3 separate regions of the Homo sapiens genome follow, and all the other regions are linked to region 2. The links are chromatin contacts, found by Hi-C or POLR2A ChIA-PET in ENCODE. All regions are on one chromosome and are shown on one strand. Each heading gives the region's core, a stretch centred on a gene start or an enhancer-like site at or near the end of the contact. The rest is flanking DNA. Distances are from core to core; before and after follow the strand shown. Region 1 holds the start of TMEM214 (transmembrane protein 214). Region 2 holds the start of PPM1G (protein phosphatase, Mg2+/Mn2+ dependent 1G). Region 3 overlaps SLC4A1AP (solute carrier family 4 member 1 adaptor protein).

Region 1 (4,074 bases), core at 587-3,086, 380 kb after region 2:
ACCAGCCTGGCCAACGTAGTGAAACCCCATCTCTACTAAAAATACAAAAATTAGCCAGGCGTGGTGGCAGACGCCTGTAATCCCAGCTGCTTGGGAGGCTGAGGCAGGAGACAGAGGTTGCAGTGAGCTGAGATCACACCACTGCACACCAGCCTGGGCGACAGAGGGAGACTCTAACTCAAAAAAAAAAAAAAAAAAAGAGGAAAACAGAGGACAAGACAGAAAATGAAAGATCAGTATTTCCATAGGACAGAGAATCATAACCAGTTTCTCCATCTCCTCCCTGGTGTTCCTGGGTCTTCAAGGCTTTCCTCTTACCAATCCATGTTTCCCTATAAATTTTCCATTTCCTTTCTATTCTAAGTGCAGGCATTCTGTTCCCCTGGGGTTTCCATCTTTTCCTGAACTCCTCTCAACCCTTAAAGTGTTTCAAATCCCATAGGATCTCAGCTGCCCATCCACCTCCCCCTCCTCTCATCTTCTCTAAATCTCAAGCCCCCATTCTTTCTGCGTCTCATGTCTAGGCACACTCACAGCTTTCAGTGCTTCCTCCAGGCTGCGGAAGCGGCCCTGCTTCTGGTTTTGGTTGGGAGGAGTTGCCACCTTCTTTGGCTGCTTCTTGTTCCCTGGTTTCTTAGGTTCCACAGCAGGGGGTGGGACCTGCTCCTTATTCTGCCGCTTCATGATATTCTCAAAGCCCCGCTCATAAAGGGTGCTTGTGGTCTGGATTGCAGCTGGGGTGAAGATAGGTAGAGAAAGGCAGGCCACCCTTGAGTCCCCAAGGCCTCACCTATCAGTGGTCCCTTTCCCCACACTGCCACCTAATTCATCTCCAGGGAAGAGCCTGTCTCAAAGCCCCTTCCTCTTGGACTGCTTAAGGAGCAGGGCAGGCTGTTCTCCTGGTAGCTTCTTTCATTACAGCTCTTGAGTCTATGGGCTCTTTCATAAAGATGGGGCAGTTCTTCATTAGACAAATCAGAGTATGTAGGAACAAGCAGAGAGGTTGGATATAGAGGTTTGCCTTATTCAGTGAGTGGCTACTAGTCTGGGAAGACAAGCTTTTTCCATCTTGGTCCTACCCTAACGCCTCTTGGTTCCGACATGACAACTCTATAATCAACAAGTGGCAATCTTTCTCCACTCCTCAGTGGAAGAACCAGGTGTCACTTATAATTCCTGGTGAGTGTTGAGTGTGTGGCGGTCATTTCTCCCACTGCTGGGCCTCCTGTCCCTTCCTCCATGACCTGCTGGTTACTTAAAGAGGGGGCACCGTGTATAATGATCCACAGTACCTCTTCAAAGCTCAGACACCTGCCCAGAGAGACCAGCTAGGGCCCTGGGCAGCTGGGAGAGTGTGTGCAGTGAACTGAGAGTCTGAGGACCGGAATCCTAGCCCCTCTGACACATGACCCTGGCCAAGGTATCCAACTTCACTGGGCCTCAGTTTACTCATCTGGGAGGTGAGGACCGCAACCTTCCCTGGAGCTGTCTGCCTCCCGTGAGGCTCCAAAGAGACAACGCAAGCGTGGCGCTCGGGGATGTGCCTGCGAGCTCGCGCCCAGGTTCTGGGAGCCGCTCGCTGCGACCCTGCCGGACAGGCCTGGGGTAGGCGGCGGGGCAGGGCGGGTACTCACGGGTCAGGTCGTATTTCCACACTCCGTTTGCTTCCCCGAGCGCCCTGCGGTTCCTGCCGCCTCCTCGGCCGCCGGCGCCGGCGCCGACCCCAGGCCGCCGACCCTTCTTCACTACCTCCCACCGCCCCACGCCCGCCGTCTTGGTCGCCATGGCTCGCAGCCCTCCCTCCTCGGCCACTTCCCCGGCTTTCCGGTCCGGCGCGAGCGCGCCGCACTCTGCCACGTCTCCTCGCAGGACCGCGCGCCCGGCGCCCGGCGCCCGCCGCAAGGCAGCCTGGGACTTGTAGTCCCTCTCCTGGGCCGGGCTCTCCTGAGCGAAGAGCATCGGGAAGAGGCTTCCGCGGCAGCCTGCGGCCCCCGCCCAGGCGAAGAGGCCGGGAGGAGAGGAGATTCCCTTCTGAGAACGTTCATTGAGCGTCGATGTGAAGGCCACGGCATTGAGAGACTTGGTAGAACTGTTTCTGTTTTTCTTTCCTTTATTGATCAATTGATTGATTGATTGCCAGGGCCGCGCTCTGTCGCCCAGACTGGAGTGCAGTAGCGCGATCTCAGCTCACTGTAACTTCCGCCACCCAGGTTCAAGCGACTCTCGTGCCTCAGCGTCCCGAGTAGCAGGGACTACAGGCTCCCGCTGCCAAGCCCAGCTAATTTTTGTATTTTTAGTAGAGACGGGGTTTCGCCATGTTGGCTAGGCTGGTCTCGAACTCCTGACCTAAAGTGACCCACCCCACCCCCACCCCTCAGCCTCCCAAAGTGCTGGGATTACAGGCGTGAGCCACGGCGCCCGGCCACTGTTTTTCTTTCCTTTCTCGTAGAGCTGGAAGGATGGAAGGGAAGTAGTGCTCCTCATATCTAGGGAGAGATTGAAGATTAAATGCTTCCTTCCTTCTAGGAAAGTGCTGGCTTTACTGTTGCTAGTGATTAAACCTCGGGTTTAATGGGCTATACAAATCTATTGCCAAAGAACAAGGAAGAGGATGGGGGCTTGAGGAAAGGGCAGAGTGTTGGGGAGCTGGGGTAGGAGGTGGAGAATGGAGAATAATTTTTTTTTTTTTTTTTGAGACAGGATCTTGCTTTGTCGCCCAGGCTGGAGTTCAGTGGCGCGATCACGACTCACTGCAGCCTCAACTTCTAGGGCTCAGGTGATCCCCCACCACGGATCACCTGACCCACCACCACCCCCGGCTAATCTTTGGTATTTTTTGTAGAGACTGGGTTTTGCTGTGTTGCCCAGGCTGATCTCAAACTCCTGGGCTCAGTGATCCACCCTCTTCAGCCTCCCAAAGTGCTGGGATTACAGGAGTGAGCCACCGCTCCTGGCCTCTGAGTTCTTCTCATGGGAGGCTGAGAAAAGTCTGGGGGTCTGGGACAGCCAGGGCCGGGTTTCCCCTTCCAGGCAATGAGAAAGAACAGGCTCTGCCTCCCACCATAAGAGTCAATCCCAAGTTCCAGATGTGTCAGGGAAGCGATGGAGAGCCCCAGACTTGAGGCATCTGCAGACAGGTTCCTGCTCAGACATCCACGTGGAGGGTGTTAGTATCCTGGGAGCCTTCAGAACCTTGAAGCATGCCAGCAGAGGAGAATGAGGGAAGATAAAATCAAAGTGACTTATCACAATTAAGGAAATGTGCTATTTCATGTACAACTGTGTGTGAGGATGAGATTCCTACCTGCCATACTGAGGTATTATGATAAGAACTAAGAGAGTCCAAATTCCTACAGGATGAACAGCTGAGGGAGCGATGCATTCCTTAGGAAGGAGTTTAGCTTCCCGAAGGAGACGGCAGCTGAGATAGGTTCTGAGAAATAGCATTTTCATTGGTTCCCCGGGCGCCGTGGCTCACGCCTGTAATCCCAGCACTTCGGGAGGCCGAGGTGGGTATCACCTGAGGTCAGGAGTTCGAAACCAGTCAGGCCAACATGGTGAAACCCCATCTCTACTAAATACAAAAAAGTAGCCAGGTATGATGGCGCAGGCCTATAATCTCAGCTACTTGGGAGGCTGAGGCAGGAGAATCGCTTGAACCTTGGAGGCGGAGGTTGCAGTGAGCCGAGATTGTGCCACTGCACTCCAACCTGGGCAACAAGAGCTAAACTCCGTCTCAAAAAACCCAAAACAACAACAACAACAAAAAACAAAATTGAATGTTCACTGGCTGAGGGTTAGGGTGGGTGGAGAGAAAATGCCAGTTGTGTGGATCTGTTGATGTAAAACAAAGGCCTAGAGGGTGGTAAACTGGAAGCAGTTCAATGGGACAGTGCTTGATGGGACTTTGGAGGTGATGAGGTTTGATATAGTTTGGATTTTTGTCCCTGCCCAAGTCTCATGTTGAATTGTAATCCCCAGCGCTGGCAGTTGGGCCTGGTGGGAAGTGTTTGGATCATGGTGGTGGATCCCTCATGGTGGATCCCAGTTCTCATGAGATCTGGTCATTTAAAA
Region 2 (3,744 bases), core at 265-2,764:
TTACTCCCAGCTCTTCTCATCTCCTGCTTAGAGTAAGAGCTCTCTAACTAGTAGCAGTGCCCCAGGCCAGGCGCGGTGGCTCACGCCTGTAATCCCAGCACTTTGGGAGGCTGAGGCGGGTAGATCACGAGGTCAGGAGTTCGAGACCAGCCTGGCCAACATGGTGAAACCCCGTCTCTACTAAAAATACAAAAATTAGCCAGGCGTGGAATCCTAGCTACTCGGGAGGCTGAGGCAGGAGAATCGCTTGAACCTGGGAGGCGGAGGTTGCAGTGAGCCAAGATAGCGCCACTGCACTGCAGCCTGGGCAACAAGAGCGAAACTCTGTCTTAAAAAAAAAACAATAGTAGGCGGGGTGCGGTGGCTCACGCCTGTAATCCCAACACTTTGGGAGGCCGAGGCGGGCGGATCACGAGGTCAGGAGATGGAGACCATCCTGGCTAACACGGTGAAACCTCGTCTCTACTAAAAATACAAAAAATTAGCCAGGCGTGGTGGCGGGCGCCTGTAGTCCCAGCTACTCGGGAGGCTGAGGCAGGAGAATGGCGTGAACCCGGGAGGCGGAGCTTGTAGCCTGGGCGACAGAGCGAGACTCTGTCTCAAAAACAAACAAAAAACAACAACACAACAGTGCCCCAGACTCTCTCCCTCCAATGTACACTGCATACAAAGACTAGACAAACGATGCCAAAGGTTACACCAGGACGACAATGAAGTCCAAGTCACTCATCTTGGCGCTTCTTTTTATCAAGCTAGCTAGTTAATATTACCACTTACAATCATTCTCCGAGTCCAGCCAGCTTCCTCAGAAATCCTCCCCAAATGCAGTTCACATTCTTCCCTCACTCCTCCAAACCTTATAACATTATTCCCTTTTCCTGTGGCATAATGCAATCCAGAGGCATCCTCTCTGAGAGCCTACATCCTTTCAATCCTCCAAGAAACAGCTCCTCCTCCCATCCTTGAGCTTTTCCCACCCAGAATAGGCTGTACCAAACATTTCTACATTGTATTAACTCGAATTATATCACAGATCGAGGTCTTCGCTTTCAGAAAAGACTCACATTCTTCTCATATAGGCCTCGCATGGCCTGGCCAAGTACTTCCTAAGCTCGGAACAAATACTGGTCAACTTTAATTGAACCAAATCGGGCGGGGTTTGCGGAGTCTGAGAGTGCAACGTTGGGGAGAGGGGGATGAAAACACTGGAGGACGGGCTGAAAGCGTCGAGTCCGACACAAAAGAGGCGTCAGACAAAACGCCAAGAGGCTGGGGACTGGGAACGAAGGAAGAGGTTCTGCCAGAGGCGACCTGCCACCTGCGCGAGGAAGCGGAGTAGGACGGCGGCCGTTGGTGGGCGTGGTCGCGCTAGTCTCGCGGGAGCGGCCGTTGGGCGGGCCGTTGTCCCTGCGGGCGGGGCGAGTTGCTAAGGAAATGACTGCCCGCAGCGCCTGGCCCCGCCGCGCAGGCCGGGCGGGGTCTGGAGCGGCGCCGTTTCCGCTTCCGCTCCCTCACAGCTCCCGTCCCGTTACCGCCTCCTGGCCGGCCTCGCGCCTTTCACCGGCACCTTGCGTCGGTCGCGCCGCGGGGCCTGCTCCTGCCGCGCGCACCCCCGGGGCTTCGGCTCCGGCACGGGTCGCGCCCAGCTTTCCTGCACCTGAGGCCGCCGGCCAGCCGCCGCCATGGGTGCCTACCTCTCCCAGCCCAACACGGTGAAGTGCTCCGGGGACGGGGTCGGCGCCCCGCGCCTGCCGCTGCCCTACGGCTTCTCCGCCATGCAAGGCTGGCGCGTCTCCATGGAGGTGAGGAGGCAGGGGCCCATAGGCTGGCCGCTGCGGGGCGGGAATCTGACGGAGAAAGAGAGCGGGGGATGGGGTCCTCCCCTGGGAAGGGTCCCAATTGGGAGCCTGCGGCCGCAGCGGCCGTTTGCGGGGCGACAGAGACCGCGGGGTCAGGGCCGAGAGGGAGCTCCCGATGCTTGGGGACCGTGTGCCGGTGGCCAGTGGCGGCGAGGGCTCGGCCATGTGGGAAGAGGCACCTTCCGCCCACTGACCGCCCTCTCCCCGAGCTTTGGCGCCATCCTCTCGTGCCAACCTAGCCCTCCAGGCTCATCAACGGTGTGAGGTTTAGTGTGGGAGTAAAGACGCAAATAGGGGCTATTTATTCATTTGTTTTTCAAGGGAGAGGTGAATAGATGTGAATAACTTTTTAAATTTTAATATTTAAAATATCTGATGTGGGAAGCCTCTTTTGGCTAGGAGTTTGACAGTGAAAGGAACCCCGGGCAGAGTCTGTTTCACATTTTGGTTGCCTGGCCTTGGGCTCTTGCATGTTAATTTCAGAGGCTGGACCCGACCTCCAGGAGTTGTCACTCATTTGCACTCTTTTCAGGGCCTTTTACTAACTTCGGAAAACTTGAATTATGTCAGTCCCTAGGTTTTCCTTTTTATTATGCTTCGTTTTCTTTCTCTCTTAGGATTTCTCTAAAACTTAATCAGTAATTCTCATTTGCCTGTAATTGTAGTTTATAGTTTCTTTGATTGTAAGTCATTTCATCAATTTTTTTCATCACAACCTACCTACAAAGGGCTTTTCTAGAAAATTTTACTCTGGACAAAAGGGGAAAAGAAAAATATTGGGGGGAAAGTAGTAGTATTAGGTAAAACTTGATGTGAAACTACAAAAGAGAAGAGGGAAAACTGCGGTAGGGAGGAAAGGGAGGAAGACGGGTTAACCGTGGCTTTGTGAAGAGCATTCTGAAGTCTAGGCAAAAGGGCCAGGGAAATACTCTGTCTGGTATTGAGGGTTTCTCCACCTACCGGGTGGGCTTCAGGTAACAGCGAAATACTGTCTCCCTTGGGAATTGTTTCAGATCCCTCGCTCCTCCCTGTGGTTAGCTCTGGAATGACAGTATGAACTTAAATGTTTTGTTTTCCGATTCAAATTTTATATTCATAACTGACCTTAATAACAATTTTATAATTAGGTATAAAATTTCAGGATTGGAGTGTATCCTATAGTTCATCTCATCTGCTTTGGCTCCCTTTTTTTTTTTTTGAGACAGAATTTCGCTCTTGTTGCCCAGGCTGGAATGCAATGGCGCGATCTCGGCTCACCGCAACCTCCGCCTCCCAGGTTCGAGCAATTCTCCTGCCTCAGCCTCCCTAGTAGTTGGGATTACAGGCATGTGCCACCACGCCTGGCTTATTTTGTATTTTTAGTAGAGACAGGGTTTCTTCATGTGGGTCAGGCTGGTGTTGAACTCCTGACTTAGGTGATCTGCCTGCCTCGGTCTCCCAAAGTGCTAGGATTACAGGCATGAACCACCACACCCTGCGGCTCCCACATTTTATAGCTAAGAAATTGAGGCCCAGAAAGGTTAGGACACTGTTTTGGTGGAAAGAATTTGTAGGATCAGATCGTTGAAGACACTAGACATTGTTAATCATCTATGTCAAACTGAAGCATAGCATTCATATTTCACCACCATACACAGTATAACTATTTGGTAGATGTAATTGTCTATTAGAAATATCTAGGCTGGGCGCAGTGGCTCACGTCTGTAATCCCAGCATTTTGGGAGGCCGAGGCAGGCAGATCACCTGAGCTCAGGAGTTCGAGACCAGCCTGGGCAACATGGCAAAAACCCTGTCTCTACAAAAAATACAAAAAAATTAGCTGGGCATGGTGGCACCCACCTGTAGTCCCAGTTACTTGGGAGGCTGAGATAGAAAATCACTTTGA
Region 3 (3,750 bases), core at 1-2,500, 270 kb before region 2:
ATGAACTCCACAGAAGTCTGCTGGAGGTGGGACTTTGACATGAAATTTTACCCCTCTATAGACCCTAAACAAGTGTCTTTATTAGTTCCTAGAGTCAAAGATTACTAAATACAAAACACTTGAAAATAGCTTGTAAGGAACTAAAATAGTTATTTCAGATGAGTGCCAGCTACAGGAATTCTGGACTGTTATAACTCATGATATTAAAGGATTTCAATTGATTACAAAATCTTCTAAGGAATAAATCAGACAATCAGAAATAAGTCATTTGTGCTGCTTTTTCATTTTAGACTTAGCGTAATTTCAAGGAAACAAGGCATGTAAATCCATCAAACAGATCCTGAAGAAAAGGAGGAAGACATTTCTCAAAGAATAAAGCTAAATATTCTAATCAAAGCCATTCAATAAAAGTATTTATTAGAAAAGGTTGATCACAGTTATGGAATAGAGGGAAGGAACCAAAGCATATCTTGGTTATATCTTTTTTTTTTTTTTTTTGAGACAGAGTCTTGCTCTGTGGCCCAAGCTGGAGTGCAGTGGTGCGATCTCAGCTCACTGAAACCTCTGCCTCCCCGGTTCAAGCGATTCTCCTGCCTCAGCCTCCTGAGTAGCTGGGGTTATAGGTGCGCAGGCCACCGTGCTCAGCTAATTTTTGTATTTTTAGTAGAGACGGGGTTTCACCATGTTGCCCAGGCTGGTCTCGACTAGTGAGCTCAAGCAATCCACCCACCTCGGCCTCCCAAAGTGCTGGGATAACAGGTATGAGCCACCGCGCCCGGCCTATATTATCTTTTAAATATAGGACTTAGTTCTAAAATTCTCTAAGGAGGGCTGTTTAGTAAAAAGTTTTCTATTTAAAACCTAAGTCCCCACCGCAACAGATTGAAAAGCCTACTTGTTAGGTAAACCATTACTCATTCAGAATACATAGTGAGGCCGAGGCAGGTGAATCATGAGGTCAGGAGTTCGAGACCAGTCTGGCCATGGTGAAAAACTGTCTCTACTAAAAAAAAATACAAAAAATTAGTTGGGCGTGGTGGTGGGTGCCTGTAATCCCAGCTACTCGGGAAGCTGAGGCAGGAGAATCGCTTGAACCCGGGAGGAGGAGGTTGCAGTGAGCCGAGATGGCCACTGCACTGCAGCCTGGGTGACAGTGTGAGACTGTCTCTCAATGAAACAAACAAAAAGAATACATAGCTAGGACTTCAGATTTCTGCCACCAGAGGGCAGTATACCCTAATTCAGGGTGTTTTGGACGAATTGTGCCCCCTGCTGCCCAAATTCATGTTTGAAGTCCCAAGCCCCAGTACCTCAGAATATGACTGTAAATTAAATTAAACTGAATTAAAATGACACTATTAGGGTGGGGCCCTAACTCAGTATGACTCATGTCCTTAGAAGAAGAAGAAGAGACACCAGGAGTGCAAGTGCACAGAGGGATGGCCATCTGAAGAGCCAGCAAGAGGGCAGCCATTGGTAAGCAGAGAGGCCTTAGAGGAAACCAACCCTGCTGGCAACTGTGAACAAATAAATTTCTGTTGTTTAAGCTGCCCAATCCCTAGTATTTTGTTATGGTGGCCCTAGCAAACTAATACTCAAGGTTCAGCTCTTAGGGGTAATGAAAACCTTTTAAAAGCTGAATCTATGAATAGGAATATAGATAAAGCAAAAACATACAGACAGACATATATTGTAGGGTAGCAGGGAAATCATAAAGCTCAAGAGACAGACCTGGATCTGATTACCAGCTTAGTTACATAACGCTGGTGTGATCTGGTATTTAACTTCTCTGACTCTATTTCCTCATTTGTAAGAGGCAATAATTCCCACACAGCAAAAGGTGTTGGAAGGATTAAATGAAGAAAAATCATATGGCAGAGGCAAGTGCACACACTATGTTCTTAAATGTTGGTGAGTCTGAACACTACATCTATCCACCTGGGGAAAAGCATTTAATGCAGGAGACCCATTCTTAAATGCAACATTCATGAGAAATTAATAAACTATGATTCTAATTTACAAACCATTTACTTGCAAATTGATTGGCATAAATTAATTCATCAATTCTTGATAACCCTAAGCTGAGAAAAAGAATCCACAAACTGGCCAGGCACAATGGCTCATGCCTATAAACCCAGCATTTTGGGAGGCCAAGGCAGGTGGATCACGAGGTCAAGAGATGGAGACCATCCTGGCCAACATGGTGAAGTCCCATCCTACTAAAAATACAAAAATTAGCTGGGCATGGTGGAGCACGCCTGTAGTCCCAGCTACTCGAGAGGCTGAGGCAGGAGAATTGCTTGAACCCGGGAGGCGGAAGTTGCAGTCAGCCGAGATCACGCCACTGCACTCCAGCCTGGTGACAGAGTGAGACTCTGTCTCCAAAAAAAAAAAAAAAAAAGAATCCAAGAACCAAGTTCTGGGAAAGATGTGATCATACCAAGCCCACAGCCCTTTCTCACATTACTATGGAATGAGTCATTTGTAGTTTCAAAAAAGAAAAGAGAAAAATTAGCTCAGGGATAACTCAAGGGCTAAAAGTTTAACACCCTGACTCACAACTTACCCCTACTGTTCCAGTTTTTAATTTGAATTTGCTTCCTCCTTTCATGGCACCAAATAGAGGCAATGTAAGCTTTTTAGCTTTGTTTTCTGCACCTGTAGTCTGAGTTTCAGTCCTAGGAAGAAAGAATAATTATACACATCTATTCCAGGGAGTCCCAAGGTTTTATCTAAAAATACCATGATACTGACAAAGAAACCTCTGGCAAAATAAAAATTACCACAAAATGAATATCTAAGCATATAACAATAAGAAAGAGGTATTCAGACCAACAGATTTTGAATGGACAAGAACAATGCTGACTGTCACAGACACAGAGCTATGATGAGGCTGCTCCCTTAGTCAAGTAATTTGCCACATGCTACATGACTTCACACCCATGAAATGACTACAGTACAAAGGTCACTGGCAAAGGAGAACATATAAGCAGCAGGAGATTGATCCATGGTGTAAAGCCCTACTTCCCACCAACCTCTGAAGAGTGTCTTACTTATCTGGAGCTCCCACTTAAGCGCAATAGCTCTGAGCACTTAAAAAAAAAAGTGTGCATGGGGATGGGGGTACAGTATGCAGGATACCCAGTGTAGTAATGACAAAGATATAGTGAGAGACTGCAACTGCTGAGCCTGTCAACATTCTCAACGGCTGGAGATAGTTAGAAAAGCTAAGCCCATTAGGACAAAGCTGAGGAAGGGTATAAAGAAGAGATAGTAGAAATTAGAAAGGCAGGGGGAGAACAGAGCAAAAACAAAAGGGATAGCAATTCAGTTGACAAGATACTCAGAGCAGGCAGAGGTGACAATGAGAATATGGCATGAGGAGACAGAGGAAACCCCAGAATAAGCATACTAGACTGAAAAGAAAGCCCTCTGTTTTCTTCATATTGACCATGGGACAGCCCTGAAAACTGGAATATAAGGACAGTAATGGCATTCGACTCACAGTGACCCATACCAGATGTTAGCTACCTGGCCCTCCCTGAAGCCCCACTTGCTACTACTGCCTTCTTTTACCTAAGTCTTATCCCCTTAGTAGCACTCTTAAGTCCAGCCTCAAGCCCCTTTCTCCCTACCAGAGATAAAACCCATTCCCTTGCTAAGGCCACCAGAAGAATGCTGCCTGCCTGGCCATGAAGGACATTTTGTCAAATCATTATCCTTCACACCCTTCCCCACAGGCCTCAGGAA

The links. Hi-C counts contacts between places; a loop is a spot of excess contacts on that map. ChIA-PET counts read pairs that join two places held with the same protein, here RNA polymerase II (POLR2A). Pooled maps may share reads with other maps.
Region 1: a map with no recorded cell type shows a loop between it and region 2 (16-fold over the local background). The contact joins the promoter of TMEM214 here to the promoter of PPM1G in region 2. A Hi-C loop is called at or near these places in 1 of 37 single-sample maps with no recorded cell type and 6 of 50 pooled maps. POLR2A ChIA-PET finds 5 or more read pairs at or near these places in 2 of 52 experiments (PC-3 and activated CD4-positive, alpha-beta T cell).
Region 3: a loop to region 2 is called in a map of mammary epithelial cell, with 20 times the contacts of the local background. The contact joins the enhancer-like site here to the promoter of PPM1G in region 2. A Hi-C loop is called at or near these places in 12 of 168 maps with a recorded cell type or tissue (GM12878, HCT116, HepG2 and 9 more), 11 of 37 single-sample maps with no recorded cell type and 18 of 50 pooled maps. POLR2A ChIA-PET finds 5 or more read pairs at or near these places in 10 of 52 experiments (AG04450, HEK293T, HepG2 and 7 more).

What each region holds. Positions count from the first base shown.
Region 1 is chr2:27,030,727-27,034,800 of GRCh38, reverse strand. It overlaps TMEM214 (transmembrane protein 214), which reads right to left and starts at 1,836. Exons shown (of 17, transcript NM_017727.5): 1 at 1,635-1,836; 2 at 535-734. The coding sequence starts at 1,785. RefSeq lists an enhancer at 1,924-2,213.
Region 2 is chr2:27,407,361-27,411,104 of GRCh38, reverse strand. PPM1G (protein phosphatase, Mg2+/Mn2+ dependent 1G) reads left to right here and starts at 1,514. Exons shown (of 10, transcript NM_177983.3): 1 at 1,514-1,802. The coding sequence starts at 1,683. RefSeq lists silencers at 1,344-1,533, 1,624-1,813, 1,884-1,933, 1,954-2,033.
Region 3 is chr2:27,681,176-27,684,925 of GRCh38, reverse strand. SLC4A1AP (solute carrier family 4 member 1 adaptor protein) reads right to left here. Exons shown (of 14, transcript NM_018158.3): 9 at 2,567-2,678. Among named protein-coding and RNA genes, the nearest start is that of SLC4A1AP, 19 kb to the right of the region's middle. RefSeq lists an enhancer at 2,062-3,261. Within about 2 kb of position 1,250, at least 9 of the 41 ENCODE cell types and tissues checked have a DNase peak (open chromatin) inside an H3K27ac peak, as active enhancers do; they include HCT116, PC-3, PC-9 and 2 more, where a contact is called at or near this core.